2 separate regions of the Mus musculus genome follow, and region 2 is linked to region 1. A link is a loop called in an ENCODE intact Hi-C map of the cell type or tissue named here. Cell type or tissue: heart. All regions are shown on one strand. Links, peaks and the distances in the headings refer to the core of each region. The heading gives the core; the rest is flanking DNA.

What was found. Hi-C counts contacts between places; a loop is a spot of excess contacts. Peaks named below come from ENCODE experiments on the same cell type or tissue, not always from the same donor. Only the 100,000 strongest peaks of a DNase experiment are listed, where the experiment ranks them.
Region 2: it touches region 1 in a loop (2.4-fold over the local background); 6 of 42 quality-filtered maps call a loop at or near these places.

What each region holds. Positions count from the first base shown.
Region 1 is chr9:70,497,893-70,513,535 of GRCm38, forward strand. Rnf111 (ring finger 111) reads right to left here and starts at 5,883. Exons shown (of 15, transcript NM_033604.3): 1 at 5,567-5,883; 2 at 5,048-5,110. In heart, for the core only: no CTCF peak of the experiment used is centred there; DNase peaks (open chromatin) are centred at 5,459 and 5,959; H3K4me3 peaks cover 2,327 bases; H3K27ac peaks cover 1,667 bases.
Region 2 is chr9:70,412,750-70,428,392 of GRCm38, forward strand. Ccnb2 (cyclin B2) reads right to left here and starts at 8,805. Exons shown (of 9, transcript NM_007630.2): 1 at 8,668-8,805; 2 at 6,252-6,380; 3 at 6,045-6,158; 4 at 353-523; 5 at 93-251. The coding sequence starts at 8,691. Rnf111 (ring finger 111) reads right to left here. Exons shown (of 15, transcript NM_033604.3): 15 at 12,675-14,358. The coding sequence ends at 14,241. In heart, for the core only: a CTCF peak has its summit at 8,769; a DNase peak (open chromatin) is centred at 8,852; H3K4me3 peaks cover 2,049 bases; H3K27ac peaks cover 1,590 bases.

The DNA.
Region 1 (15,643 bases), core at 2,889-10,888:
CTCAAGTTTTTTGACTTTTTAAGCTCTTCACACCCTGAGGATCCCAATTTTAATGTATAGCTTTTATCTACTAGTGACACGTTCAAAAGTAAAACTAGAAATATCCAAAGAATATTTGTAAGAGCAGTAATAGTATCACACACTAAAAAGTTAACATTTATAAATGTTTCCAAATATTGTGAAAGAAATGCTATACATTTTCATGAATCTCTTAGCTTCTGGCTTCACAGCAGAAAGCCAGCTTCTATATCTGCCTTAGTTTTGAACCTATGATAGGTTGGTTGTATTGGTTAAATTATAAGAAAATCCAGTACATGTAATTATTTGCTATAAAAAGGGAGTAGTGCTTGTAATTCCTTTCACAAGTAAGGGTAGTGATAAGGGTAGTTTAACAGAGGACAACTGCTGTGTGGAATCTGAAGCTGTAATAGTCAAACTTTTCAATATAATCAATCACACCTCCAGCCCGACTCCAGAAAAAACAAAGGAGACCCAATATGTAATGGCTATTCTTGGTTGTCAACTTGTCCACATCTGGAATTAAGTAAAACCCAAGTGGCTGAGTACGTTTGTGAGAGATTTTTCTTAATTAAATCATTTGAAGTGGAAAGACCGACCTTTAATACAGATCTTTTGAGGTAGGAAGATCTTTTAATCTGGGGCACACCTTCTGGTAGAAGCCTATATAAAGGTCATAGAAAAGAAAGCTTTTGTTCTTTGCCTGTTTGTCCCCATTCTTGTTGGCAAGTTCATTCCTTCACTGGCAGTAGAGCCTACTTCTGGATTCCAGTGTATACTGAAGATATCCAAGTGTTCAGTCTTCATACATCAGTATGTGCTGAAATAGCCAAGCTCATGGATTGAACAACTACAACTACTAGATTCTTAAACTTTCCATTGGTAGACAGCCAGTGTTGGAATACCTGGGCCACAGCCTGTAAGTCACTCTAATCTCTTTTCTATATATAAATAGGTTCATTCTCTAAGTTCTGCTCCTCTTGAGAACCCTAACAAATACAGCATTGGAGGACCAACACTCAAGGGTATGCTCTGGCCTCCACATCATACACATGAACATGCAGACACATAAGAACTCTACTATGAGCTACCATGCAATCCCCCCTTTTCAGTGCTGGAGACTGAACTCAGGCCCTTGAAATTTTGAGGTAAACACTCTCCCCCAGAGCTAAATTCTCATCCCCTTTTCTCTCTTTTTTTTTTTAAAAAGATTTATTTATTATTATATGTAAGTACACTGTAGCTGTCTTCAGACACACCAGTAGAGGCGTCAGATGTCATTACAGATGGTTGTGAGCCACCATGTGGTTGCTGGGATTTGAACTCAGGACCTTCAGAAGAAAAGTCAGTGCTCTTAACTGCTAAGCCATCCCTCCAGCCCCTACAGCCTCTTTTCTCATTCTTCAGTCTCTAGCTCTAAAATCTAGACATGTTCCTACGTAAGTAAACATATTATTATCATCTTTATCTCATCTGAGAGTAACTCTAAAACACGGCTGTGCCACCTTTCTACCTACATAAGAAGCCTATTTCCATTCTTCTCTACAACATGATCTTATTTTCCTCAAGGCACTCACCACTATTTATCCTATTTATGAGGTTGTAACTCAACAGACTGTCTACTCTATGAAGGCAACATCTTGATCCCTGCAGACCAATCAGTATCTGCCTACAACATGAGGCAATCAACACATACTTAAAGTATATCATAATGTAAAACCTCCATGTAACATATCAGCTCTGCTCTGTGTTTCTATCATTTGTAACTTTCTTTTCATCTATTGTCAATTTCTGACTACCTACAGAAACCCAGGCAGCAACCTGAGAGATACAAGAGAGAATAGAGTATAAGATGGTCAATATGCCGGGCAGTGGTGACACACGACTTTAATCCCAGCACTTGGGAGACAGAGGCAGGTGGATTTCTAATCCCAGCACTCCGGAGGCAGAGGCAGGAGAATTTCTGAGTTCGAGGCCAGCCTGGTCTACAAAGTGAGTTCCAGGACAGCCAGGGCTATAAAGAGAAACCCTGTCTCGAAAAACCAAAACCAAAGTATCATTTTTATAAACAATGCTGTAGCCCATACTATCCCACATCTAGAAGAGGATTAGAAATTCAATATACTTAAATTGACACACACCTTTGATGCCAGCACTTGAGATGCACAGGCAGGCAGATCTGAGTTTGAGCCTAAGCTACAAAGTGAATTCTAGGGCTACACAGAGAAACCTAGTCTCAGGGAAAGAAAGAAAGAAGGGGGGGGGGGAAGGGAGGGGAGGGGAGGGGGAGAAATTCAAGGAACTTTCTGGCTTTACAGTGAATTTAACCTGAGATGCCTGAGAGCCTGGTCTCAAAATCAGGGGTTGGGGTTTGGGGGGTGTATTCATATTTAGAATTTTCTGAAAGGTGTAAAAGGTTGGTAAAACTGGACACAAGCTCACACTTGTAATCACCAGCACTTTGGTGACCTGAGTGGCCAGCCTGAGATATTCAATGAGAACCAGGTTATAGTACACTCCCATCTTCGGAAAACACAAAACAAACAAAACACTCTGAGTAACTTCTCCAATGGACAGAATTATCCACTACCATGAACAAATATGGCTTCATTGAAGGTTAATGCATATGTATGTGCTTTATTTGCATACACGCATCAATTTATACTCTCCATAGAGCATTTCTTTCTAGAGAGCTGTCCTGATAAATCTAACAGTGAATATTGAAAGAACTAAAAATAGAAGCTATTAAATGTGGCACACACACACCCAAAACCAGAGGCTAGAAATGAACATTTATGAATTTTATACTCATTTTACTAATTGAGAAGGCTATAACTTCAAGAAAAGTTAACAATAAATTCAGATCCAATGTACAACAACCATACTACACCTAAACAAATGTAACAAATCTTAATTACTATTATTTTGTTGTTGTTGTTCTGTCAGTCTATTTCCCTCTATTAAAGACCCAAGTCCATGGAGTTGGGGTAAAAGCAGGGACACATATAACTAAGTTGTAACTAATGCATGATACCAAAGCCCTTTATTACCATAACTTTTTTGTTTTGTTTTGTTTTTTTTGTTTTTCGAGACAGGGTTTCTCTGTGTAGCCCTGGCTGTCCTGGAACTCACTCTGTAGACCAGGCTGGCCTCGAACTCAGAAATCCGCCTGCCTCTGCCTCCCGAGTGCTGGGATTAAAGGCGTGTGCCACCACTGCCCGGCTAATCATGACATCTTTAAGACTTTTAAGCTATGAATGTTTTGATACAATGAATTTTCTATTTCATATTTTCAACTTAAAAAAAAAAACTGTACTCAGATGCACCTGCTCAAAAACTTACTGCTCTTTAGCTTTATGCAAATAAACTGCTGTTCTCTTAGAATATCAGTAGAAACATGTCTCAATTTCTTACAAATATGAAACACCAAAACAAAACTTGCTGAATATAACCCCAGCTAGCACACATTCTTCATTAAGCCTAATTATTTTTATTATAGCTTTTTTCAACTATAAACTCGAGACCCAAGTACAATGACAGAAACCTGCAGTCCCAGCTCCTTTGGAGGCTGAGGCAGAAAGATTTCTGAGTATAGGAGCTAAAGACTGACTATTTCTAGTGAACCATCTGGGATACAAGTGACCAATATACAGAGAACAAAGGGGAAAGATGACAAAAGAAAACACACATACATGACACCCAACCCTGATTATTAAGAAAAAAACTACTAGAGACAGGCGAATTTCTGAGTTCGAGGCCAGCCTGGTCTACAGAGTGAGTTCTAGGACAACCAGGGCTATACAGAGAAACCCTGTCTCGAAAACAAACAAACAAACAAACAAAAATTATTCTTGCTAATTTTCCCCACTATCATTCACCCAACTCACAAATGCCCTCAGTAATTTTTTCAGATACTACTGAGACTCTGAGGTAACAAGCAAGCAGGATACAATGAAATAATTTGTCCATGGTTACACCCTAAGAAAGTAGCAAAAGTAATATATATTTTGGGGGTGGGTATTTAAAATAGGATCTCTCTACATAGTATGGGCTGTTGTAGAACTCACTATATACACCAAGCTAGGCTCTGCCTCCCAAATGTTAGGATTAAAGGCAACTCGAGCCATCACACACTCAGCACTCCTGCTACAAAAGTAATTTAAAGCTAAATTGTTTCTCTTCAAAATAGAAGAGCTTCCTTAAAACCTATGTCACAATGTAACACAATATTACAATGACCAGTTTCTACTAAACCTTTTTACTAAAATAAAAACAAAACAAAAAATCACTTAGTTACAAACTATCAAAATATAAATCCAGACCTGGAAAAATGGTTTGTTGTCAAGAGTGCTTACTATGCTGGCTGAGGACCCAATCGGGACTCAGCACCTATACAGGGCAGTGCAAAACCTCCTTTAACTACCACTCCAGAGTACTAGGTCCTCTTCCGGCCTCAGAGGCACCTGCACTCACATGTACAGACCCCACACACTGGTATATACGCACATGAAGGTTTTGGGGTTTGTTTGGGTTCTTTAACGTAGACTCAAAAGCTAAGTAAAATCAGAATTCTTGAAAGGACATCTGTATTAAGTCACGTGAGAGCTATTGCAAAGACAAATGGTAAAGATATGAGGAACCTCTGTTCATCTTTTTTTTGATTTTGCTCTCTTTGGTTAAAGAGGTCCCCAAAACAAGAAAATTAAAGATAAAAGTGCCAAATGGAACTAAGTTTGGATCAAGTCAGGTTCAAGAGCTGTCAGAACTCTGACAATGAGGTCTCTGTCAGCTGGCTCACTCACTGCTACTCAGGAGTTCTAAACTCATTCTGTACATAAATCAAGGAACAGGAAAGCTCTCAACAATACAATGGAGTCACCCCAGACATGAGCAAATTAAGTGAAGGCGCTAGCTACAACTTCCTGGTTTTTTGGTTTTTGGTTGTTGTTTTTTTTGGACGCTAAAAAGTCACACTTTTTTTTTAAAATTATCTATAAAGCTCTATAATCTAAGAAGTGTGGTGACAAACCTCTATTTCTCCAGAACAAAAACCGATATTTCCACCGCACCACTGCTGACTCCGATCAATTATCTAGGCAGGATAAAGAAAACATCTTTTTTTAATGACTAACCAGCCAACTCCACACAATATCAGACGCGCCTGTCTTCTGCTCCGCGGACTGCGCGTGCCCGCCCGCACCGGGCGGCTCCCGGCTCCAGCCGGGGTTACCTTCCTCACTCCATTGTCACCCCCACTCCTCGGCCCTGAGCCCCAGTCCCGCTGGCGAGCGGCGGCCCCGGGGCGCAATCCCCTCACCCACCCCCTCCCAAGAGGCCGTGGGTGTGTCCGCGGGCGGACTCTTGCCCGGACACAATGAGCCACTCCGCGCCGTCCGGGACCCGCGGTCATTCCCCTGTCGCCGACCCGGGCCGGCCGCCGCGGCCCTTCCTCTTTCTCCCTCCTGCTCGGCCCCTCCCCCGCCGCGCGCAAGCGCCACCGCGCCGCTCCCCTCCCCCGCACCCCCCCCCCTTCCGCCGGCGCCCTCACCCGAGTCCGCAGGCCCCGTGCGGCCAGGTCCCGGACTCGCTGGCGCGGGGCTGGGGAACAGCGCTCGGCCGGGTGAGGCTGAGGCGGGCCGGGCGGCTCTCCTCAGGAGGGCGTCTGTCAACACCGCCGCCGCGGAGCGTGAGGCTGAGCCTGGCTCGGCTGGACCCGGCTCCGAGCACCCGATCGCGGCCCACGCGCGCTCGCGACCCTGAACGGCCGGCGTGCCTTACGCCGCGCAGCACCAGCGCCCCGCCACCATCGCCGTCGCCGCCGCCGCAGCCTGGGCCGGCCCTCCCCGACTGCGCGAGCGCGACACCGGGGCCCTTTTACGACAGTTCGGAAAGCGAGCGCTCCGGACCCTCACGCCCTCTCACAGCAGTATGTCTGCGCATGTGCGGGCCAGGGACCGCCCCCCTGCGTCCCAGTCCTTCCTCTTTGCACTGGCTTAGGCGAACTGTTGGCCCAGTGGGACTAAGTTAAAAATAAGGTGGTTGGGTTCACTTTCTTCCGTGATTTCGGGCTCAACAGTGCTTCAGCATAATTCCGCCTACGTACTGGTTGCTTTTTCTCAAACTAAAAATTATTCCAGCTTACTGATTGCACTAGTCGCGCCTTTAAATAAAAAAACAAAAAAACACGGGTTAGTGTCTTTCTCAGCAGATGATACCCAAAACAGAGATCTCATCTCACTGGTGAAGTGAATTTTCAAAATCATTTCAAATGTATTATTAGGTAGCCTGGGAGCTATACAATCGCAGATGACTTCTTAATTGCCTCACAAAACCCAGAAGATTGCAGTTTTTATTGTGTGCCCTAGAAGGATGTAAGGACAGAGAGTGGGCTCTGCAGTCAATCAGACAGATTTCCGGTCAGAAAGCAAAGTGAGGGTGCCCAAGCTGACTTATTAACACCTTTATAAATCTCAGTTTCCTCTTCTATAAAACATGATAGCCTTATATGCTTCAAAATGATCTTGTGAGGTCAAATATGACGACTTAAAGTACCTTATATTACCAATTAAGTATTTAACAAGCATTAATAACCTCCTTCTACATCAGCTCGTCGATAATATTCACTCATGTTCTCCATATTTAGTGAAGGTGATTTTTTGGCTTGGTTTGGTTTGGTTTTGGTTTTTCGAGACAGAGTTTCTCTGTGTAGCCCTGGCTGTCTTGGAACTCACTCCAGAGACTCAGAGATCCACCTGACTCTGCCTCCCAAGAACTGGGAGTATTTTTAAATTTTAAAAGAAGAAGAAATGGAAAACATTGGATTTGGATTTCCTCAGCCTCCCTAGTTGCTGCCCTCTACAAGTAGAATTCTATCGGGACTATCAAAGCCCAGGACTTTTTTGTTTTGTTTTGTTTTGTTTTGTTTTGTTTCCGGGCTTGGTTAGGTTTGGTTTTTTTCGAGACAGGGTTTTTCTGTATTGCCCCGGCTTTCCTGGAACTCACTCTGTAGACCAGGCTGGCCTCGAATTCAGAAATCTGCCTGCCTCTGCCTCTGCTTCTGGGACTAAAGATGTGTGCTTCTTGGGTTGGGGACTTTAGGTTAGAGGCAAGACTTGTCTGTTCTGATCAGGTAGAGTTTTTGAAGTGTCTAATGTTTACCCAAAGGCTTGAACTTAGTTGGTTGTTGAGTGTGTTAATCTAAAACTAAGTAGACCACTGGGCTAATGATGGAGATTCGGATTCATTAACTTACATTTCTGACAGTTGAAGCAAGCATTTTGGTAAGGTCAACCAGAGTAGAAATGAGAGGAAATAGATATGTGGAATGTTTGTTATTTAAAGAGCTGAAGTGAAAGGAAATTCTAGGAGGAGTTGAATGTGTTAGAGAGGGAGGGAGGGAAGGAGGAAGGAAGAGAAATTGAGTCAAGATATATAGGTAGTAAAAAATTAGGAGGAAATTTAGCAATAAAGAGTATGATCATGGATTCATGAAATGCTGTTGGTTGAGCAATAGAAAGATCTGTAAACTTGACCAGCTTCATAGATTATCTTGACATAGAGAACAGAGTTTCTCTATGAAGTTGGTTTTGACACTCGGGTATTGTTTGACATAATCAAAAGATGATTTTGGTTGTCACAACTGGGGAAATGTTGCTGACATCTTGTAAGAGGTACTAAGCACCAAGCCATGGGCAGGACACCACCCACAACAAAGAGTCATCTGGGCTGTGAAGTCAATATCTCAGCTGAAAAGTCCCAATGTAGAAAGTATTGCACACTAGTTACACCAGAGCTAATACTATTTTGTTAAATTGGTAATGAATGAAAAAGAGACAAGTCTAGCAGGATACCTAGTCAGAAAGAAAAAGGAAGAAAGAAAGAAAGAAAGAAACAAAGAAACAAAGAAACAAAGAAACAAAGAGAAAAAGAAAAGAGTAAGGATTTAAATCCTTTTGATATGTTGAAGGGAAAAGGGTCAGAAAAATGAAGAGGTAAATGATAATAGATCCAATAATCCCTGGAGAACAATGGTTGGTCAGATGAATAAAATTGGCCATTGTACTGAAAAGAAATGATTGGACAAATATAATTAGGTTTACTTGCCTAAGGGGGTCAAACCTTTGACTTCTCTTTGAAATACAAGATTGTGCCATTTACCCAGGTAGAAAGTTTGCAAGTGGCTGGGTGCAGAATGCCTAAAGCACTGAAATTAAAAGCATCAGAAGAGCCATGCTGTAATGGTGCCTGCCTTTAATTCCAGGCAGAGGCAGGCAGATCTCTAAGTTTGAGGCCAGCTTGGTCTACAAAGTGAGTTCCAGGACAGCCAGGGCTACACAGAGAAACCCTGTCTTGAAAAACCAAACAAAAACAAAAACATCAGAATAGCCTTTGACATAGTTGCAGGGATGGTGATGACAAACCAAGACAGGAAGCCCAGATCAGAAAATTCTTAAGACTGAAAGGTCTGCTGTGGTTTGCATCTGCAGCAGTAAGGGGGAAGTTAGAGAAGGAGGAAGCTCACACCTGGATTCATGCAATAGCACTTTTCTGGTTCCCCCCTCCCTATACTCCCATACCACCATGAGTTAAAGTCTAAAGAGATGTCGGGACAGAGCAAACTGGGAAGCAACGAATAACTTAAAATCCTTTAATAACCCTTCATCACCTTCAGGTCCTAAATCCTTGGTTTAACAAATAAAACTGCTCAAAATCCAGAGTCTCCAGTATCTTTTCATGCTAGGTCTTAACTATCCTGCCCCCACCCAGTGGGTAGATTTCAGTAGTCTTCTTAAGTTTCTTGTAACACTTTCAAAACAAAACAAGCCAACACAGCATCCTGTACCAACCCTAGGTTTGCTGTCTGAAATTAACAACCTTCTGTTTGTGCAATCACGTTTTGCCTGTTGGAGTGGAAGAAACCGTTCTCCGGCTCAAGACTAATTCATTCGATCATTAACCATTTGCCTCCATAGGAACTTTGCTCCAGGAGTTTTTGCCTCTTTTTCAACTGGCTCTTTTCCTTCAACAAACCTAGAGAACCAAAGTGTTGCCCTTTCCTGGCTGCAAACATGCCGGATGTATGCCTTTGTTTCCTATCACCCTATCTTCGCACCTGTTGCTCCTCTGGTCTAAACATAAACCCTTCCCTCTCCTCCAACTCCCACCATTGTCATCTGCGTCTGCCTTCTTCCAAGCCCTTCTCCCTGAAGTACATCTTTATCTCTAAGAAAGCCCAGCAGGAATCACTGCTTCCTTTTCAGTCTCTTCCATCTACGTTCATAGTCTTCTCGTTACAGTTTAAATACCCTCATGTACCTTCCAAGACACTAAGCTCAAAGACAATACCTTTCTTCCTTTGTCAGAAAAACAGCACTCAATATGTATTGAACTGTACTGAGAAGTGAGCTTTGGATCCCAGTGTCATCTGTACCACCAAGATACTACGGATCTATAATTCTGACCAAATCACTTGAAAATGCTGACAATTAATTAACGTTACTTGTGGAAAGTAAGGGTCACCTATATATACTCCAGGCCAAATCTAACTTCCTGAAACTGCAGCAAAATAAAGTTTAAGGAGTTAGCCTGAGTTCCTGGGCCAGCAGTGTCTTAACTCTGTTTTCATTTGGTCTAAACAGAAATCCCAGGGCATGTGTGATGGCTCAGTATGTGTGTGGGCAGGAGTCTGCCACAGAGCCTGATACCGGAAGCTTTGCCTCTGGAGCCCATGTGGAGGAGGATAGATGATTCCTGAAGGCCGTTCTCTGATCTCCACATGTGAATGCCTCCCCAGAATAAATGTAAAAATAATAATTAAAAAGTATTAATGAGCCGGGCATGGTGGCTCACGCCTTTAATCCCAGCATTTGGGAGGCAGAGGCAGGTGGATTTCTGAGTTCAAGGCCAACCTGGTCTACAAAGTGAGATCTAGGACAGCCAGGGCTACACAGAGAAAACCTCTCTTGGAAAAAAAAAGTATTAATGAAAATAAAAACATGGCTCTAGAGCCCAGTATTTAAGAGCACTTGCTGCTTTTCCAGAAGACCTAGGTTCAATTCCCAGCACCCTCATGGTAGCTCACAACCATCTGTAACTCCATAGGATCTGATGCTCTCTTCTGGCCTCTGTGGAGAGCAGGCACACACGTGGTATTTAGACATACATGAGAGAAGAGAACCCAGACATTTACAGATAATTATTAAATTTTAATAAAAGTAAATATGGAAAAACAAATCACTGGAAGTAATAGTTTCAGTAAATGAACAGAAACCAGAAAAAAAAAAGTGGGGTGCCCACTGTCCACTACATCCTTCACAACTGAATAAACTTTACAACTGAGATGAACCAAAGATGTGGTCAGATTTGTAATGAAGATGGTGAAGCAAACCTTAGTGAGGCAAGGCGATGATATGGAAAGATCTTGGGAGATTGTCAAGAGTATTTACAGAGCTACTTTCCCTGTGAAACCTTTGACAGGATGAGGACGATCTCAAAGAAGCTTCTGAGAACACTCAATGGCTCACGGCATTTATTGCTTATGGGGGCAGTGGGAATTGAAGCTGAAAACACAATAGACCCTGTGACTTCAAGTTTAGCTAATGTGGCCCAGTTCTTCTGTGTGTACATGCAAGTATGCCTGTGGATGGGTACATGTGTATCCAGGGGCTCATGGAGGCCAGAGCCCAACCCTGGAGTAACTGTCCATGCTGTTTTTATAAATTTGGTCTTTTATTGATCCTGGGGTTCACCGATTAGGCTAGGCTGGCTCCCGGTGAGCCCCAGGATCTTCTTGTCTCTGTCTCCCCTACACTGGGATTACAGGCACTGCTACCACACCTGGCTTTCTATATGGGTGCTGGGAGATTGAACTCAGGGCGTCATACGTGCATGGCAAACACTCTCCTGACTAAGCTCTCTACCTCTGTTTATGAGATCTTAGGTTACTTGATTACAGAGACCATGTAGCTCAAGTAGTACAACTACATGGTTTTTATTGTATAGATAAGGAGAAAGAGACAAAGGTAGTCGGCATGCTTTCATTTTCTGCTAGTAAATGGTATTGACAGCTACTTGATGTAATGATAACCTCAAAAGATAATTTTTGTTTTGTTTTGTTTTGTTTTGTTCTGTTTTGTTGAGACAGTCTCTCTATTATGTCGCTCTGGCTGTCCTAGAACTCATTATGTTGATCAGACTGGCCTTAAACTCACAAAGATCCACCGGTCTCTGTCTACCAAGCACCAGGGTTAAAGATCCACACCACCACAACCAGCTCAAAAGAAAATTTTTGTTTGTTTGTTTGTTTGTTTGTTTTTTCGAGACAGGGTTTCTCTGTGTAGCCCTGGCTGTCCTGGAACTCACTTTGTAGACCAGGCTAGCCTCAAACTCAGAAATCCGCCTGCCTCTGCCTCCCAAGTGCTGGGATTAAAGGCATGTGCCACCACGCCCAGCTCAAAAGAAAATTTTTAGGAATATTTATGATTAAGTTTCTCTAATTGCATTAAATATAATCTTTATATATATGATTATATATATATATACACACACACACACACACACACACACACACACACACGTGTGTGTGTGTGTGTGTGTGTGTGTGTGTGTGTAATTTGGTTTTTTCAAGACAGGGTTTCTCTGTGTAGCCCTCCTGGAACTCACTCTGTAGACCAGGCTGGCCTCAAACTCAGAAATCTGCCTGCCTCTGCCTCCTAAGTGCTGGTATTAAAGGGGTATGCCACCACTGCCCGGCTGCTTTAAGATACTTTTAATCAGGCTGAAGAGATGGCCCAGAGGTTAAGAACACTGACTGCTCTTCTAAAGGCCTGAGTTCAATTCCCAGTAACCATGTGGTGGGTCACAACCATCTGTAATGGGGTCTGATGCCCTCTTCTGATGTGTCTGAAGACAGCTACAGTGTATTCACATATATAAAATAAATAAAATCTTTTTTAAAAAAAAAGATATTTGAATCATTAGTAACTAATTCTGTGTGGCTCAGTACCTGAAAAACTGTCACAAACTGTGGTCTAACAAAGTGATAAGGAATACCTGGAATTTTAGTCACACTTGGTAAATCACACACTTGTGATTCAAGCAGTCAACATGTAGGGACTGGAAGATCCTGACCAAGGCCAGCCTGGACAGCCTTGTGACACTAGACCCTGTCTCAAAAGCGCCCTCCCACACTGCCTTGCCCATCCTGGAACTTTAAAGATAAGCATTTGAAAGTTCATGCATCCCCAGATATTCCAGATATTTCTGGGTATTAAGCCAAGTTCTGGGCACACGTGAAGCCAGCTGGCTCTAGGAAAGCATTTTTAAGTAATGCTGTAGAAAGATGAGAGAGAAAGCCCTTGCCACACCACTGGTGAGAAATGCCGAGAATTATGACTGAGAGTCTCAGCTGACTAAAAGCCATTTTCAGAGGTGGTGGACTATGCTAATCACATGACTTTCCCTGCAGTCAGGCCAAGGCCACACAGGCTCAGCTCTGAACTTTGACTTTATGTAGCTTCCTGCCGTTTTCCAAGCTCTGCTGTGCTGTTTTTGAAACCCACAACTTTCTGAAGTGTTCACCTCTGCTAGGGAGAAGAAAGAGAAAGTTTCTGATGACTGAAAAACAAGGCTCCATAGAGCCAAGGCCTTCAGAGTTCTAACATTTCACATTCACTAGTTCGGTTTATATGAACCCTGAGAAGATTATAATTTCACATGGGATTTACATGCTGGTTAAAGTTTTTGGTAAGTTCAGCATAGGAAGTAAAGATGTTCCTATAAATCTTTCTATTATTTTTCATAGACCAGGCAAAGTTTTTCAAAAACATTAGAAGTTACTGCCTTAGTATTGATTTAACTGTGTAAAGGACATCTTGACTGACTTGGGAAGATAGGACTATAGAGTGTACTTCCTGTAAAGATTAGCACAAAGAAGAAAGGACAGTGAAATGAAATGCCTATGTACTAAAGGGGGGTATTTTTAACAGGATCTGTGTGTGTGGAGGCCAAGAGACATCAGATGTGCCTGGAGCTGGAGTAACAGGTGGTTGTGAACGGCCCCATTTGATGCTAGACACTGAATTCAGAAAATCTTCAAGAGAAGTACACATTCTTAACCACCTGGTCATCTCCCCAAGCTGCCTCAGTGGGGACATAAGAACTACTTAAATCTGAATGGCTCTGGCACTGAGTGCTGCTGGTAATATGCTTTGAGGTGCTGGGGGGAATCAAACACAGGATCTTACTGCAGGCTTGGGAATGTTCTCAGTGACCAGTACGGCCATCCCACAGAGCAGAAGGCACCATTTTGCTAATGCCTCAGAAACGTGAAACGATTTAGAGATTTTAGTTGAGGTTTAGTTAATTGGTTAATGCAGCTAACGTCAAACTCTGAAACCTATTTGTTTCAGGTACACAGGTAAGTACAACTCAGAGCCCTTCGGTATCCACCGTGGGATAGTGTTGAACTGGGAAATGGTGCCACCTACTGAATCATTGTTACCGAAGCAACTCCACACCCAGGTCATTTTGAAGAATGTGCAATATTTGTTTTCTCAGAAATGTACATCTGAGGGCCTGTGAGATGTCTGTAGATAAAGGTGTTTAACCCAAAAACGGATGACCCGAGTTCAAGCCCCTGGACCCACATGGCAGACGAAGAGAAACAATACCTAAAAGTTGTCTGTGACCTCCTCCACATGCATGGTGTGGTTTCCCCTGTGGAAAAAAAATTTTTTAATGTACATTTAAAAGGATCTTTATACAGCAAATATTATGTGATTTAACTTAATCTTTCCTTCCAGTCAAAGATAAAAAGGCTATCTACTACGTGTGTTTATCCTCGCCAACACCTCTCTCATGACTAGCAAAGGAATTCAAAAGGCACGAGCCTATCACGAGCTATGGGACAGGACATCATTCTGCCAGTCCCTCTGTCACATGTCTGGAAGAGGAATCAGGTAACCAGGTACTGGAGTACTTTGGGAGAGGCACCATCATAGACTTCTGCCAGAGCAAGCTGGTAGCTTACGTCTTCTAGATCTGAGAGGACAGGGACTCAGGGCAAAAGCAAGCGAGATAAAAGTACAAGACCAGAAGGGTAGAAGAAGGGAGTAATTATCAGTCTCTCTGTGGCGAGGACAGGCCTCTCCTCTTGTCTTTTCACCACAGGTAAAGACTACGGTACCTAGGCCTTTAAATACTGGCTCCGAACAGGGGCAGGGCGTTGAGTAGAGAGACCAATTAAACTAGTTGCAGAGAGGCAGAGCAGCTGGTGGGACGAGCTGTGACTAACGAATACTTCACACTCTAATGCTCCATTATCAACCTGCCCACACCTGCCTGCCTAGCAGTGGATGGCACCCACTTGTGCACACTTCAGGTTTGGTTTTTTTAACTACAACATTTGTAAATATTTGTTGACAGTGAAGAAAGGCCGGTTTTATGAGAAGCTGAGTGTGAATGAGATGTGGGTGAATATTTTTGAGTGACTAAGGTGGCCGGGGTAACTCAACAAATAGAGGGGGAAATGTTTGAAGTTCTGGAACAGACTCAGAGACTTAAAATGCAACAGTCTTCAAAAGTTTTTTGAAGCTTTAAAAAAAAAAATCATGGGTATTAGTATTTTTCCCAAATGTATGTCTGTGGACCACACGTGAACAGTATCCACAGAGGCCAGAAAAGGCCACTGGATCCTCTGGAACTGGAGTGATAGCCCATCATGAGTGCTGGGACTTAAACCTGGGTCTTGTAGAAGAGCAGTCGGGGGCTCTTAGCAGATGAGTCATGTCTATGGCCCCAACACTACAGACTTATGACAGGGACCAAAGGTCATGAAGAAATCACAGAAGAATGCTTGGAAACTGAAATTATGATTTCAGAGATTAAAATTCAGTAGAACGATTGAAAGGTAAAAGCAAGAAAATCTTTCAAGATGTAAAGAAAAAAAGAATACCAACAGGAAAGAAAAGGAGCATAGCGCACACATATATGTATATGTAATATATAACATATATATTATATATGATACATATCAGCTATAATAGATAAGGGTTTCTTATAAGGGTTTTCTGTTTCTTTTCTTTTTTGTTGTTTGTTGGTTTGTTGGTTTTGAGACAGCGTTTTCCTGTGTAGCTCTGGCTGTCCTGGAACTCCCTCTGTAGACCAGACTAACCTCAAACTCAGAAATCCCCTGACTCTGCCTCCCGAGTGCTGAGATCCAAGGCATTCACCACCACCATCAGGCTTAATAGGGGTTTCTTAAAAAGGTGGAAGAAGAAATATTGAGAAAAATATTAAATTCCCAGAACTACAGAAGAGTTCTAAATTCTAAAATGACTTAATTACCCGCTGGGAGACCTTCTGTCCACTGCAGATAAAGCTGCTGTAAGCATTGTGTACAGGTGTCTTGTCTGAATCCTTGCTCTTGGTCTTAGGGTACATTCATACCTAGGAGGGGGATTTGCTGGGTCAAATGGGCACTCTGTGATTAACTGTGAGGAAGTGTCAGACTGTCTCTCATGGAAGCTACACAATTGTACATCCCAACAAACAATATTAAGACTGCTACAGTGTCTCCACACCAACACTTGTTCTGGTCCTCTTTGGTTTTTTGTTTGTTTTTAGG
Region 2 (15,643 bases), core at 4,091-12,090, 84 kb before region 1:
CATCAGAGGCCTGACACCTCAGCTTTCCACGGAGAAGCATCAAGGCCATGTTCACAGGGCTGCCAGTACCTCGCCCCTGCAGCTGCACTCACCTGCAGGAACCGGTCCATGATGGCAATGCACATGTACAGAGTTTCCTGCAGAAGCCGAAACTTGGAATGGACTTGGACCAGCCAGTCCACCAGGATGGCACGCATACGTCCATTTATATCTCTTCCATCTAAGAAGTGTGGATTAATGGACTGTAAAACCTGTTGGTAGAATTTAAAAGTTTAACAAGTTGGCATCTCTCCCCGCACATCCCTGTAAAGTCCACATTGCTTGTGCATCCCAAACAGAAAGGCCCAGCTACCTCAAGCTGCCTGAGGTACTGGTAGATGTCCTTCACGTAGTCACTGCAGAGCTGAGGGTTCTCCCTGTCCTCGTTATCTATGTCCTCGATCTTGCAGAGCAGAGCATCAGAGAAAGCTTGGCAGAGGCTCTCTTCCTTCATGGAGACATCCTCAGGGGCGGGAGGACGATCCTACACCAGTAAGTGGAAGACATGAGTCACTGCCCCACTGGGGACCCTGTTCCTGGCACCCTGCATGGCGTTTACATGGCATATGGCTTTTGTGTGTCCTGGTAAGCTTCTGTGTATTTAGTCAGCTATCTCTGTTCACACTTATATTAGCTCTCACACAGTAGGTACTCAGCAATGACTGTAACACTGGCATCGACAGCTCCCTGGCTACAACCTCTCCTACCATCATGCTGTATGTATTCCACTACTTCCTTCTGAATTAAGGCCCTGGCAAGCAGGAAGCACAAGAGCACAGTCCAGTCTGAGAACAAAGCAGGAGGATGCAAAGACTTAGCTGACAGGGTGGTTATTTATAAAACTCGAACAAATCAAAAAGTTGTACAGCTCAAATAAATATTTCGTAGTGAAGTATAAATAAACCATTATTTGAAAAGAATTTCAAAATCCTAACAGGATTTCTAGATCATACAGAGTACATATTAAGGGAATAAAACACAAACCTGGCTCACAGCTAATGCCATCCATAGGTTTAAAAGCTGGGTGTGCTAACTCGCCTGCAGTAGCAGCACGGAGGAGGCTGAGGTGGAAGGAGAGCTAGGAGCTGGAGTCCAGCCTAAGGTGGAGAGTCCTAGGTTAACCTGGGCTAGAGTGAGAACATGACTCAGAGATAACAAAAAAGTAAAACAAAACCACAACTTAAGTGAATTCTGTTACTGTTTGCACATTGCCCTAAGTACCGTGGGCCCACTGTGCGCTCTCTCTGTGTAGTGTCTACTGCAGAGGTTAACTAAGTGAACCTGGGTGAGGTGCCATGAGGAGCAATGCTTACTTAGGTCAGCCTGGGCACACAGTAAGTTCCAGGCCAGCTTATGCTACACAGTGGGAGCCTGACTCCAAACTGTAGTGGTAACCGTGTAACAAGATGATGACAGGTGCTGCGTCACCTTGCTCCTGTGATCTGGAGGCTGAGAGTACAGAGGGATGGGCAGGGTGGGAGCTGTCAAGAGGTGTGCTGTGGCACGGCAGGGCAACAACGAAGGGCAACCATGCTGCTAGTCAAGGCCACACCACACAGGAAAGCTTCTCCACTTTAGTTGAGCACTGACAATTCCTGAAACTAAGGAACTTTGGCTCCAAGAGCTAAAGCGTCTTGCTTTTCTAGATTCCTGCCCTCCCAGCACCAACCCAGCGCAGACCTTACTCCCCTACTGACTCAGCACTTAACTTCAGCAATGGCCAACTGCAAACAGAAAGGAAGAATTCCAGTCCCTTTCTGCCCTACAGCTAACCCAGCCTGGAAGCTGAAGGATTCTGCTTCTTGCCACAGAGACCCTGCCAGTCGCCCTTTCCTGAATACAACCTGACAACATGCTGCACATCTTTCCAAAGGTAAAGGGAAGGAGATAAATGTTTAACCTTCATTTGCACATTATACTGAGTGTGTGTGTGTGTATTTCAAAAGGTCACTTGGCTCCTTGGGAGTGTCATTTATCAGTTAAAAAATAAAAAATAGGGCTGGCAAGATGGCTCAGCGGGTAAGAGCACTGACTGCTCTTCCAAAGGTCCTGAGTTCAAATCCCAGCAACCACATGGTGGCTCACAACCATCTGTAATGAGAGCTGATGCCCTCTTCTGGTGTGTCTGAAGACAGCTACAGTGCACTCATATACATAAAATATAAATAAATAAATCTCTAAAAATAATTAAAAAAATATCATAAACACAAAGCTTAAACACAATAGTTAGGATTAGCAACTCAACATGTGCCCTTAGAAATGAAAAGGCAGGAATAGTGGTGCGCTCGGGAGGAGAGGCAGGTGGATCTGATTCTACACCAACCTGGTCCACCAAGCAAATTCTAGACAGCTACACAGAGAAAACCTATTTCAAAAAAATAAATAAAATAAAATAATTCTTTTTTGATGATGGTAGTATGCCGATTAAAACCTTCACATTAGACTAAGGAGGAAGCCTATTGGTTGTCAGGGACAACTGAAAAGTCCAATCAGAAGCTGAGGATGTGGAGGGCCGGGTGGGGTGAGTAGCGTCGCTGAACTCTAGACAGCAGTGTCAGAAGGTGCACTCACAGTTCAGTGTTCTTTCTCTTCACAGTGTCTGCTGTGCAGCACCAGGCTGTCCTGGCTGGACCACCATGCTCAGCAATCCACAAGACTTAGGGTAGAAAAGTGCTGCAGGGGGAGGCTCCAGGAAGAACTATTCTGACTCCCCACAGATGAACTTGGTCACTTGAGCATGGGGCAGCTCAAGCCCTACTTACTGTGATTAGGTTAGGAATACAGCCCTTGATACCCAGAGGCAGCAACAAGGAGGCTTAGCTTACTCTGTTTCATGTTTTATGGTTGTTTCTGGAGAGTTTACTCCTTTTATTTAAAAAAAAAAAACTGAGAGCACTGTACTTATTTTTCTTTCACTTGTAGCTAGTTAGCCCCTCTACCCCTCTCCTTCTCGCCCCCTCAACTCACTCACTCACTCTCGAGATCTCTCTCTCTCCCTCTCTCTCTCTTTCTCACACACACACACACACACACACACACACACACTCACAATCTCTTTCTCTTAAGACAGGGTCTTATCTATCTCAGGTTGAACTTGAACTGATCCTCCATCCCTGCCTTCTCAGTTTTGGGATCTATGCTCCCACACGCTGTTTCTGTGATGCTATGGATGGAGTGAAATCCCAACCAGACCCCTAGCTTCCTGGTCTGCCTGGGCCCTACTTGTTTGCCCAGTGCAAAGCAAATGCCCTTCTTCCCTCAAACTATTCAGTGTTTACCAGGCTTTGTAACTCAGGGGGGGGAAAGCCACTAGGTCCCCCACAAAATGCTATGTATAACTACTGTGAATGCCGGAATTAAGTCTCAGCCATTTGAGAAGCAGCTGCCTTGTCCACACAGCAAGAAGGTTTGCACAGCTAGGATTCTGGGAATATCCGCCTCCATGGACATATGGATCGACAGCTCTCTAGGAAGTTCCTAGAACTCCTATGATCCACTGACGGGTGCATAATTACAGCAACTGTCTGTACAGTGGCAACAGAGCCTGCAAATAATACTAGGCAGGAAGGGGGCACTGCAGCCAGAGTGGGGGCTCTTCTACCTACACCGAAGACTTGATGGTCCCTGGGCTACTATGATTCTGCAATCAGTGTCTAAGCTGAAGTAACTAACTGCACCTTAATCCTTGGTGACCTCTAAAGTCACAGCAGCCAGTGCATACATCCCGGTGGGACTTTAATGACGACTGTTCTGCACATTGGTGCAGGTGCCCACAGAGGCCACAAGAGGGCACTGGTTGAATCCCTGGAAGCTGAAGTTATGTGAGCCACCCAACAGGAGTACTACGAAGCAAACTCCTCTGTAAGTCCTCTGTAAGAGTAGCATGGGCTGGAGAGATGGCTTAGCAGATAAGAGCACTGGCTGCTCTACCAGAGGTCCTGAGTTCAATTCCCAGCAACCACATGTTGGCCCACAACCATCTGTAATGGGATTTGATGCCTTCTTCTGGTGTCTGAAGAGAGCAACAGTGTACTCATACATAAAACAAATAAATCTTTTTTTTTTTTTTTTAAAAGAAGAAGTGGTAGTGGCGCACGACTTTAATCCCAGCACTCAGGAGGCAGAGGCAGGCGGATTTCTGAGTTCGAGGCCAGCCTGGTCTACAGAGTGAATTCCAGGATCAGCCAGGACTATACAGAGAAACCCTGTCTCGAAAACCAAAAAAAAAAAAAAAAAAAAAAAAGGAGGAGGAGGACAATGAAGAAGAGGAGGAAGAGGAAGAAGAAGAGGAGGAGGAGGAGGAAGAAGACAACGACGACATGTTCTCAACCACTGAGTCATCTCTCCAGCCTCTAGGTCATTTATATGGACTGAGCTCTTAGGCCCATGTTTTGTGGTCTCAGTTTTGTTAGAAAATAGAGAAAAAGCAGTCAGCCATGGAGTAGAGGAGACCAGAAATAGGGGAGCACTAAGGTCATAGGAAGAATTCTATTTCTTCTCTTATATAACACTCTTACTTTTCAATGTTGGGGATTGAAGCCCGGGCCTCTTACATGCTAAGCTCAGTTTCTACAGCTGAGCTACTGCCCATCTTGATGGATAGACAGATGCCTTTTTTCTTTGATTCAGTTTTATGTAATAGTCGGGGGGGGGGGGGGGAGCCACATATCCTGGGCTGGCCTTGAACTCGTTATGTAGCCAAGGATGACCTTGAACTATGATACTCCTGGTAGGATTACAGATAGGTACCACCATGACTGGTTCATGCAGTGTTGGGCACTGAACATAGGACTTCATGTATGCTAGGCAAACCCTCTACTAATTGAGCTACATTCCTTGCCTAAGGAGCCTGAATATTTTCTGAGACAGGGTTTCTCTGTGTAGCCCTGGCTGTCCTGGAACTCACTCAGTAGACCATCAAACTCAGAGATCTACCTGACTCTGCCTTCCAAGTGCTGGGATTAAAGTTGTGCACCACCACTGCCCAGCAAGCCTGAAATTTTTAAATGAAAGCAAACATTTAAAAATAAAATTGTGATTAAAATTTTATATAAATGCAGATATTGAAGAGCAAATCTGACTTTATACAGTATATATACGTGCTATGATCTGATTTTGTTACTTAATTTTCCAAACATTTTGACATCTTTAAATGCTGTACTAATTCAATTCATATTTATGGGTACACAGTATCTCATTAAACATATCGAATGGAACTCCCATTTCAGATTATTTCTGTCATATATGTAATAGTAATTGGTCAGGCATAATGGTGACACATGCCTATAATACCAGCACTTGGGAGGCTGAAGCAAGGAGACTGCTCTAAGTTTGAGGTCAGCCTGAACAGGTGTGTGTGGGAGAGGGGACAACAGTCCTGTGAGATGGTTCAGTGACTAAAACACTTGCTGCCACCACCTAAACCCTGGGACCCACATGGAGAAAGGAGAAAAACAACTCTGGAATGTTGTCCTTTTGACCTCCAAATGTGCACACAGAGAGGGAGGGAGGGAGGGAGGGAGGGAGGGGGAGACAGAGACAAAGACAGAGATGGCAGGAGGTGCTTATTACTATATCTTGGCACCCAGAAATATCTATCTCATAGTAATTATGTAGGAGAGCATGTATACACTTGAACCTATGAGAAACGGGTAAGCCACCAAGTCCTTTAGCTCGGGACTCTAACTCCAGCTGAGCTACTCAGTCCTAGAGACCACCATTAATGTGGAATTGAGGCATCACCAAGTTGGGGACTGGGGAGATGACTCGGTGGTTAAGAGCACTGGCTGCTCTTGCAGAGATCCAGGTTGGTTCCTTAGCATCCATGTGTCAGCTTGCAACCATCTGTAACTTCAGTTACAGGGGATCTGATGCCTTCTTTTTTTCCCCCAATAGGGCACCGGTCTCAAACCCAGCGCTCAGACATATATGCAGACAAATCACCCATACACATGAGATGGAAAGGAAAGGCTTTGATTGCATGCGGTGAAGTCAGGACCTCCTACCTTGGGAGCTAGCGCCTCCATCTGCACTGGTTTCACAGAGGCTGTGGGTTTCGGCTGCTTGTTGACATTTGTCACTTTGGTGGGCAGAGCTGGTACTTTGGTGTTCTGAGGTTTCTATAAAGGAAGATGACCAGTGAGCAGTGCAGGATGACCAGCGTAGCCCCTGTACAGTGTGGCCCTCCACACATGCCATCTTGTCCTTGTTACCTTCGCCACCTGAGTGGTTCTGTTTCTAACTTTATTTCCAATTTCTTCTAAAACTGCCCGCCGGATAGTCACATGGCTCTTGGCTTTAGGAATAACTTCTGTGTCAATATTCTTCAAATCACTGGACACCTTAAAACAAAACATACAAAAAGACCACACCGACAACAAGCAAGCAAACAAACAAACAAACAAAAAAAAAAGCCATTAAATACAGAAAAAAATGAAAAACACCTACCTACATAATGTCAAATACTCAAAAGTCAGAGCTACCCTGGTAAGGTGAATATGCTGACATCTATTTTAAAAGGAGAAGGTAGAACTGGAGATGGCTCTCAGCAGTTAAGAGCATTAGCTTCTCCTGGCTTGTCGTGCTGTGGACTGGGTTCAATTCCCAGTATTCACATGGCAGCTTACAAACTGTAGCTCCATTCCAGGGGATCTGACATACTCTTCTGGCCCATGAACGGACTGCACACATGATGTACTCTATTTATGCACTTCAAACAAAAGCTTAATTTGTTTGGTTTTTCAAGACAGGGTTTCTCTATAGCCCTGGCTGTCCTGGAACTCATTCTGGAGACAAGGCTATCCTGGAAGTCGCTCTGGAGACCAGGCTGGCCTCAAACTTGCAGAGTTAGGTTTTGGTTTTTGTCTTTAAATTTAATTATTTTTTATGGGAAAAGGTACATTTAAAGAAATCTAAAAATGCTATTTGAAATATCACTCTCCATTAGGCAAACACCCACTGCCTTACCAATAAAACAAAGATCTTTTTACTGATCTTATAAATTGTTTTGCATATTCAAGCAGTTTTCAAGCGACACCAAAGCCTCCCACCTAAATGATTACTTCTTATAAGTAACCTGCGTCTGCTGTTAAGAGATCCCTGTCGGTTCTCTTAGAAACTTCCATTCACACAGTATAGCTGCAATGATAAAGAGCTTTGATACCAATAGTTAATGATAGCCCAGCTGTTTAAAACTCCATGTTTCAGACTTCACACCAGCTTGGGTTATAACGCCAACCAAAGAATAAGAAATAGCACTTCCAAGGAAAGCCCTTCAGAAACAGCTTCCTATAGCATAGACTCAAATTAAGGACATTCCCAATGACAACAGGATGGGGAAGTCATTTTACCTCTCAAGTATTGGGAGAGTCAGACTTGAATGAAAACGAAAAAAAAAAAAAATAGTGTTACTTGAAATTAATTGCCTTCATCTTGAATACAGTTAAGAAACAAGGCTTGCTATTCATACCCCAAAGTTTACAGTGTGGTACAATAACAAGTATTCCATGAGAAAAAAATATTTAACTTTCTGAGTGTTGGGGGAGGGGGGGAACTAATCCTACAAAACAAACAAAAAAACCTCTCCAAAGGTTGGGGTTTTTTTGTTTTTTTTTAAGATGACCTGTGTAGGATAGACCAGATAAACTGTACCCCATCCCTACACAAGACTTTAACTGTTAAATAATTTGAAAGAACAAATTAGACAAAAATTAACTTGTTAGTGGCAGTTAGAGCTACAAGACATGAACCCTGACTGTATGTTCCTCATTGTTTAGGATTCTGATCCCCAAATCTAAGCTGTTCGGTCTTTACTGCTAGCTTCCCACGGCTAAATTCAAAATGAGTTTGAAAGTTCAATTTCTTATGAGTTAAAGCCTGGTAATGAGGGGTACCCCTGAATTCACTGGGAAGAGGAATTGGAGGCTTTTAACTAGCCAGGACAATGGCAGCAGCTGTGTCGGGGGCCCTCTTGTTTTCAACTAAAGTAGACCGACCCTAGTACAATTAAAGCCTAAAAGTCAGTAATACTTTCATTCTCAAAAAGGTAATTAAAGGAATTTGGCCTTTTGCCCAACTGTCTGCCATCCTAGGATCCAAGTTTTGTACGTTTCCTCTTACACTTGGGTGTTTTTGTTTTTTGTTTTTTGCTTTTTTCGAGACAGGGTTTCTTTGAATAGCCCTGGCTGTCCTGGAACTCACTCTGTAGACCAGGCTGGCCTCGAACTCAGAAATCCGCCTGCCTCTGCCTCCCAAGTGCTGGGATTAAAGGCGTGCACCACCACCGCCCAGCACTTAGGTGGGTATTTGTTTTCATTTTGTTATTTCTGTTTTTTTTTTTTTTTAAGAGGACAAAACCACACTTTAATGACCTTGGCCAGGAAGGCAGTATGAAGACGCGAATGGGAAGCTCACACGAAGCAAACTGAAAAATGTGAAAAGTAGAGAAATGGCACTGGGCGGCTTCCCGGTTCCTCCCGGTCCTCATCCCCAGCGCAGCACAGCCCTGAGTGGTAACAGGAATGAAGACCCCAGGCCGGGCCTCTGGACCGCTTTAGCTCTGCCAGGGCCTCTCCGGCAGCCTCCCGGGCTACCCGGCAGGACAGGGCACCGTAGCCCCGGCGCACTCACCGTCGGGCGTCGGAGCAGCGCCATGAGGGCCGCCCTGGCAAGTGCGGACGAGGCACAGCCACTCCGGTCTGCGACACCGTTGGGAGGGTCAGGGCCCCGCCGCTCCGCGTCCACCGCCCGGTCCGCGATTCAAATACCGCGCCGCTGACGCACTATTGGGTAGACGCACGCAGGGCGCGCGCAACCCATTGGCTAGACTGGAAGGCCTTTCTGCACGTTGATTGGCTGGCTTGTATTTGCTTGTCATAGCAACCAGCGAGGCCACCAGGCTTTGTTGTTTCCTTGTCTACAGTCTTATTTTCAAATTCTAGTCCCTGATATTAAATAAAATAATTTTTCCTCCTACTGGAAAAGATTGTCTTAATTTTAGGGGTAGGAGTGGGGAGCCATCACCTAAGGACATATGTCTTTAAAAGTTTGTTCTGGGTTAGGTAGAAGTGGGTTCCAGAGAACTTCCTGGAAATGCTACTTCTGACCTTACTTCCTCTTCCGGAAACGTCTACCTGGGAATTTGGATTGGAATGGTCTGGCAAATGAAGCCATCGTCTCCAGGTCGTTCAGGGCTACAAGATGATTGTGACTCGGATGTGTACTGTATGTGGTCTTCCTAAAACAGATCCCCAGCAGAGTCATAATTCAAACTAGACGTGATTTGTGTGACTTCCAGCACAATACAGTAGAACTCAGAAACTATTTGTCAAATGACGGTGTGATGTGCACAAGATTTCAAAAGAAAAATAATGAGTATCCCAAGTTGTGAACAGTGAGAGACAAGACAGAAAACAAAAACAAAAACAAAAAACAAAACCAGAATATTACCCTGGGGAAAAGACTAGGTAACAACACAGAAAATGGTGCAGTGCCAGCAGAACGACTTGAGATCAGGCTACCCCATCAGTCTTGTTCAAGTCCCTTCTATTGGGAAATAATAAATGCTCCCTCCCCCTTCGCCCAAATCTGACATTTCCAATCTGAGTCTAAAGGAAGAACCAGTGTTGTCCAACACTCCCACCTGAAAAGACAAGGTGGCAGTACTACCCCTCGACCTAAATTACACATGGATATTGGAAACCAAAGGAGCAGAAATAACTATTTATATCCCATTAAGTTCTCTCAAGTACCTGCTAAAGGAAATGAAAGTTCTGTGGCTGCTGACTCTTGGTCCATCATCCTTACAATCACAGAGGTTACGCATAGCTTTCTCTTTCTTGGGAAGCTTTGGTTTGGATTGGGGAAGAAAATGTGCTCTGCAGTTTGTACTATTAGCACATGCTTGTAATAATTCCAGTTACTTGGGAGGCTAAGGCAGGAGGATTTTTTTTTTTCCTGAGACAGGGTTTCTTTGTATAGCCCTGGCAGTCCTGGAACTCACTCTGTAGACCAGGCTGGCCTTGAACTCAGAAATGGCAGGAGGACCTCTTAAACTCATGATTTCAGCACCAATTTGGCAACTCAGACCTATTCTCTAACTGAACTTTAACTTTAACAAAGCCATTGGCTGTACTTCAGGTTACTGTGGTGAATGGACTTCACAACATGGTCGCATGTGTTCTAGGCCGGTTTACAGCTTTCTATGTAGTTGAGGATGACCTTGAATTTTTTTTTAATACTTTAAAAAAAGATTTATTTATTTTATGTAATATGAGTACTGTCATCAGACACACCAGACAGACATTAGATTCCATTACAAATGATTGTAAGCCACCAGGTGGTTGCTGGGAATTGAACTGAGGACCTCTGGAAAAGGAATCAGTGCTCTTAACCCCTGAGCCATCTCTCCAGCCCGACCTTGAATTTCTAATCCTCCTGCCTCTACCTCCTGAGTGGGATTACAAGCTGCACTACAACTAGTATATTGCACTGTCAGAACCCAGGGCTTCCTGAGGCCAAGGGAGTCTACCATGAGCTGCATGGCTAGCCCCTGTGCTGAATCTAAAATGGCCAAATTGTATTGGTTTGGGATTCTTCTTCCATGCCCACTCATTTTAGCTACCCTTGATAGTCTCTAAGGTGGCCTAGCAGTCCCTGGATCACTGACCCACTGTGTAAAGTCTAGCTATCCCTTGCTAAATAGATGACAGTGAAAAGACCCAGTGAACCATCAGCTGTTCTCACCATGCAATTGAAAGTGTCAGACGTCTAAATCAAGCATGCTAGACAGACTATTCCAGTAGCACTCCCAAGCTGAATGTAGCCACAGGAAGACCACAGTGAAAGATGAGCTAGATTCCATTAGCATTACCCAAATTGAGCATCTGTGAGCAAATAAAAGTACTTGAAACCAAGTTTTGTGGTGGTTGTCACAAAACACTGACACATTGAGGGCACTTCTGTGACCTACAGTAAGTCTTTCATTGCTGGTTAGTATGTTTTTGTCTTCTCATGGGGCCACAAAATACTATAGTGGTTGGGATATGTGATCCCTTTAACAATCTGAATTCTCAATGGTGTCTTGGTACATGCTTTCAATGGAAAAGTGGAGTGCATTTACCATCTCCAGATGTTTTGCCATTTGATAGAGTCTTGAAGGGTATGTTTATACAATATGGAAGCATGAATCAGATGCAACAGGGAATCTTGAAGAGTTCTGACTCCAGTCAGAGAGAATGTTTACCTACAAAGACAGTATGTCCAAAGCAACGTCTTGGCAAGAAACCTACTTTTAAAACACTAGGCAGACAAACTGGCATGTCCCTGGCAAACAGGGAGCAATGGAGAAGGGTGCACAATGGTGACTTACAGCCTCTATATGCACATACATCACCACCCACACAAAATGTAACTTTAGAATACAGGGCATAAATTCTCACCATCTAGCAGCGACTGACATACATACTGACTTGTCTATACATACTGCTGCTGTGATTATAAAGTGAGAAGCAAAACACACACGGAGTAGAATCTGACTACAGGACAGAAGGAAGCTAAAGCTCTTGAAAATGCCCATTTAGTGACTAGTTGCTTGAACAAAGTTGCAGCAGAAATGCTAGCAGCACCTCATGATACTGCAGTTGCTTTGAAAGGCCAAACTTTTAGGAATTAAAGCAATAATTTATATTCTCTTTTTAAGATTTATTTTTAGTACTGTGTGTCTTTGTGGGTGGTGTAGTAGGAAACTCCAGCACTTGAGAGGCAGAGGGCAGGTGTAGCTCTTCTGAAATTGAGGCCAGCCTAGTCTACATAATGAATTCAAAGCCAGGGCTTACATCATGAGACCCTATCTCACAAAAATAAGAGTAAAACAAACATATATAAAGCAATACCAATTATAAAATAGGTCAAGGGCTTATTATCTAAACCTCGTATGTGAGAGAATTCGTATATTCTGAAAAAACACCAGTAGGACCTCATAGCATGGAACTCTCTTCATCTTTAAAAACATATGTATGTGCGTGTGCTGGGGGCAAGGTAGGGGGTTATGGATACATAAGTGCAGGTACCCACAGAGGCCAGAGGTGTCAGATCCTTCTGGAGCTTGGAAACTATCTGATACAGGTGCTGAGAATTGAACTCAAGCCACTGAGTCATCTCTCCACACACAACCCTAGCTTTCACCTTTTATTCTCAACCTCTTGGACAGACTCAGGCTCTAACGGCAGGCAGTCCTGTATGCATCACAGTTTTCTTGGTGGCTTTTCCCCAGGGAGACAGCAGACACTGCCCATCTACTCTTTCCTGATCTTCTATAATGTAGACTGGTAACCAAAGGTACCTTTGCCCAAAGGTACCTTTTTGAAGTGTTGGGCAAGGATCTCAGAACCCCTGTAGTTTAGAAATGTCTTAATATCAGGCTAGCGCACAAGTATACTTTTAACTATATCCACCCTCCATCTGCATCCATACCATGTTGATAATGAAATTAATGTACCATAATATTTACTAATATAAAAGGCAAAACTGAATGAATATAAGCACCAGAATATGCAAATATCAATCAGGTGGATATTATTTGAACTCCAAAGTGTCCAATGTAAACCATTTTATAAACACTAATTATGAAACACAAAGACAATAGAAATATAAGTTATTTATTAATCAATCCACTTACAAAGCAGGTGGCTTAATGCAAGCTTATTGACATCTTCACATATGATCCATGGGAACATGTCTTCCACATACAGACAGTGGTATTACTGACTGGATGCATTTGCAATCTTGGGCATATTAAGCATATTTAAACAAATAAAATTAGGCTATCCTGTATATGAAAGTATCTTGCTAATATGCATCCTGAAGTGGATTAAAACTTCCTCCAAAGGAGAAATGTTAGTATGTTAACTTTCACTCTATATTATGTTGTAAATCTTAACTATAGAAATTAAAATTTTTAAGTCAGTGATCGACTCTTGGTAATGTCTGAAGTGGGTGTCTATAACCATAGCAACAGTAGCTTGACAATATAATCTGTGCCTCACAGTATCTGCAGATTTACTGTTTTCAAGTTTAGAGAGAAATAAAACAAGAGACATGTAGATTCAGCTGACTTTATTTAAACTATAAAAAAAAAATCCCTTAAAAGTGATCCTGGGACCCTTAGAAGTTCTACGAATGCATAGATACCTGCCAATGACTGAATCCTAAATTCTGACTGAATGACTTTATAAAAATTAATGTAAGCAGATATCTTATTCGTGCTTAGCAGAAGACCTAACAAAATTCTACATGTCTTTTTCAATTTCCCTATATTTTTAAATCTGCAAGTATATACAATCCAGCTATCTCAGATTAATATTTAGTGTTCATCAACGCTGTTTCACAGCAGCAAAACCTGGGTTAGGGAATAAAGTTCCAAATGGCAGAGAGAAAGATAAATAGGGTCAGAACAGCAGTCTAAACATATGGCATCAACAGCAACTCTATCTTGCACTGTGCTGGAAGAAAGGAACACCAAGAAAATTCCTATTGATCACTCTGGTCGTGTGGGTACCACCTGCATCTGATTGACATGGGTTACATACATTCTGTTCCCAGTATGAAGGGCGGTACTTAACTCAGAATTCCATATTGTAAATATACAGCAGCCATTTTGTCCTAATTTAATTAAGGAATGTCTTAATACACAATATCATTTCCTAGAAAATCTTTATACATTAAACTAAAGTACATGATTGATTAAATTAAAGGTTAGTAATGGATAAAAAATTCATAATTTTCAAGGTACTATGTAAAAAACAAAAAACAAAAACAAAACAAAAACAAAAACAAAAAAACCCAAAAAACAAAAAAAAGACCACAAAATACTACTTACTAAAGCAGCTAATCTTGCCTGCAAGTTTAGGGTCACAAGCCCATAATATGTGCAAAGAAATGCAATACAAGGAATCATGCAAAAATACAGTAAAATGATACAGGAAGTAATGTCAAATCTAGGGAAAAAAAAAGCTTTTATAAATACATCAAAATCAACTGTGTACATAAGTTGTAGGTCTAGCGGTAGCTGTACCATGTAGCAGAGTCAGCACTCCGAGTTCAAGGCTTCCAGATCTGCGCAGGTAAGTCATGCCATCTTTGGTTGACTGCAGTACCAGGAAGGATAGGAATGAGAGGGACACCAAGAGTTCTGAAACACAATGTCAACTTTCACTTGGCAGCTGGGCCTCGATGTCCACTCTGCATATGGGGCACTTCTTATTGGTGATCAGCCACTGATCAACACACACTTGGTGGAAAAGGTGCATACATGGAAGGCGCCTATTGTTGAAGAAAACAAAAAGCAAAAATTAATTTCATAATTCTATGGGGTACTAATTTGCAAATACATGTTACACCCAGTAATTTAATAGTGTTACGAAGTTACTAAGCATCTTTCTGTTAGAAAGACTAGGACTGGCAGGATGGCTCAGTGCGCAAAGTAATTGCTGGACAAGCCTGACAACCTGACCTCAGATCCTCAGAACCCACATGAAAAACAGCATGCAATGGCTCGGCACACCTGCAGTCCAGGATGCCCCCTATAAGGATAAGGAATGGAGACAAGTTCCCCAGAAGCTGGGTAGCTAGCTAGCCTGATGCATACAATAATGAACAAAAACAGAGATCCTCTTTCAAAGGAGGCAGAAGGTAGGAACCAAGGTTGTCCTCTGACCTCAACATGTGTACTGTGGTGCTTATATGCATGCACACACCTTCTCTAAGAATTACTCATTATAAAACTGGCATTTTGGACAATATAATGTATGAGTTACCAAGATAAATAACTGGCATGTCTATGAAAGCAAACAATATAAAACTCCTGAAAAGTGTCAGGTCAAGCAGCATTGGCAATCTCACTCTAGTTTTGTCTTGTAGTTGAGTGGCCAATGTCCTGGAGATGAAAACTCCCTGTTGTATGATGCTGCAAACACTTTTAGCTATCAAATCATTATGATGCTTGTGAAGATTCTTTGAAATACATAGTCATTTACTTGCCTTTGCTGTAGGAATTAAAGGTCACTGCACCATTAATCAATCCTCAAACTCTTTAGACATTAGGCGGAACAGCATTCCCAAGGTAAGGAATAGTGTTTTCATAGGGCAATTGGAATACCCACTTAGCAAAATGCTACTACTTTATAAGGTGGGCTAACAGGAGATGTTCACTTCAGAATATCATGCCAAACTGCCATTAGAAACTGAAAAATAAGCTGACAGACATGACCAAGTAACACTAAATCTAAACTTAAAAGTAGAATGAAACTTTCTACTTACTATTAAGAGTTGCTATTCATATCCTAATAGCCTAACATGTGTCACAAATAATAACTTCAACTGCTCTCTTCCTTCTTGGACACTCCCAGTAACACCACAAAGAGACTGACTTAACAACTACATGCCTTCACCAGAAAGACTGTGTTTAAAACACACACACACACACACACACACACACACACACACACACACACAGAGGCTGCAGAGATGGTTCAACAATTAAGAGAATGTCAGCAGCTCTTCCAGAGGGGCACAATTAGATTCCCAGCACCCAGTTTTGGGGATCCAA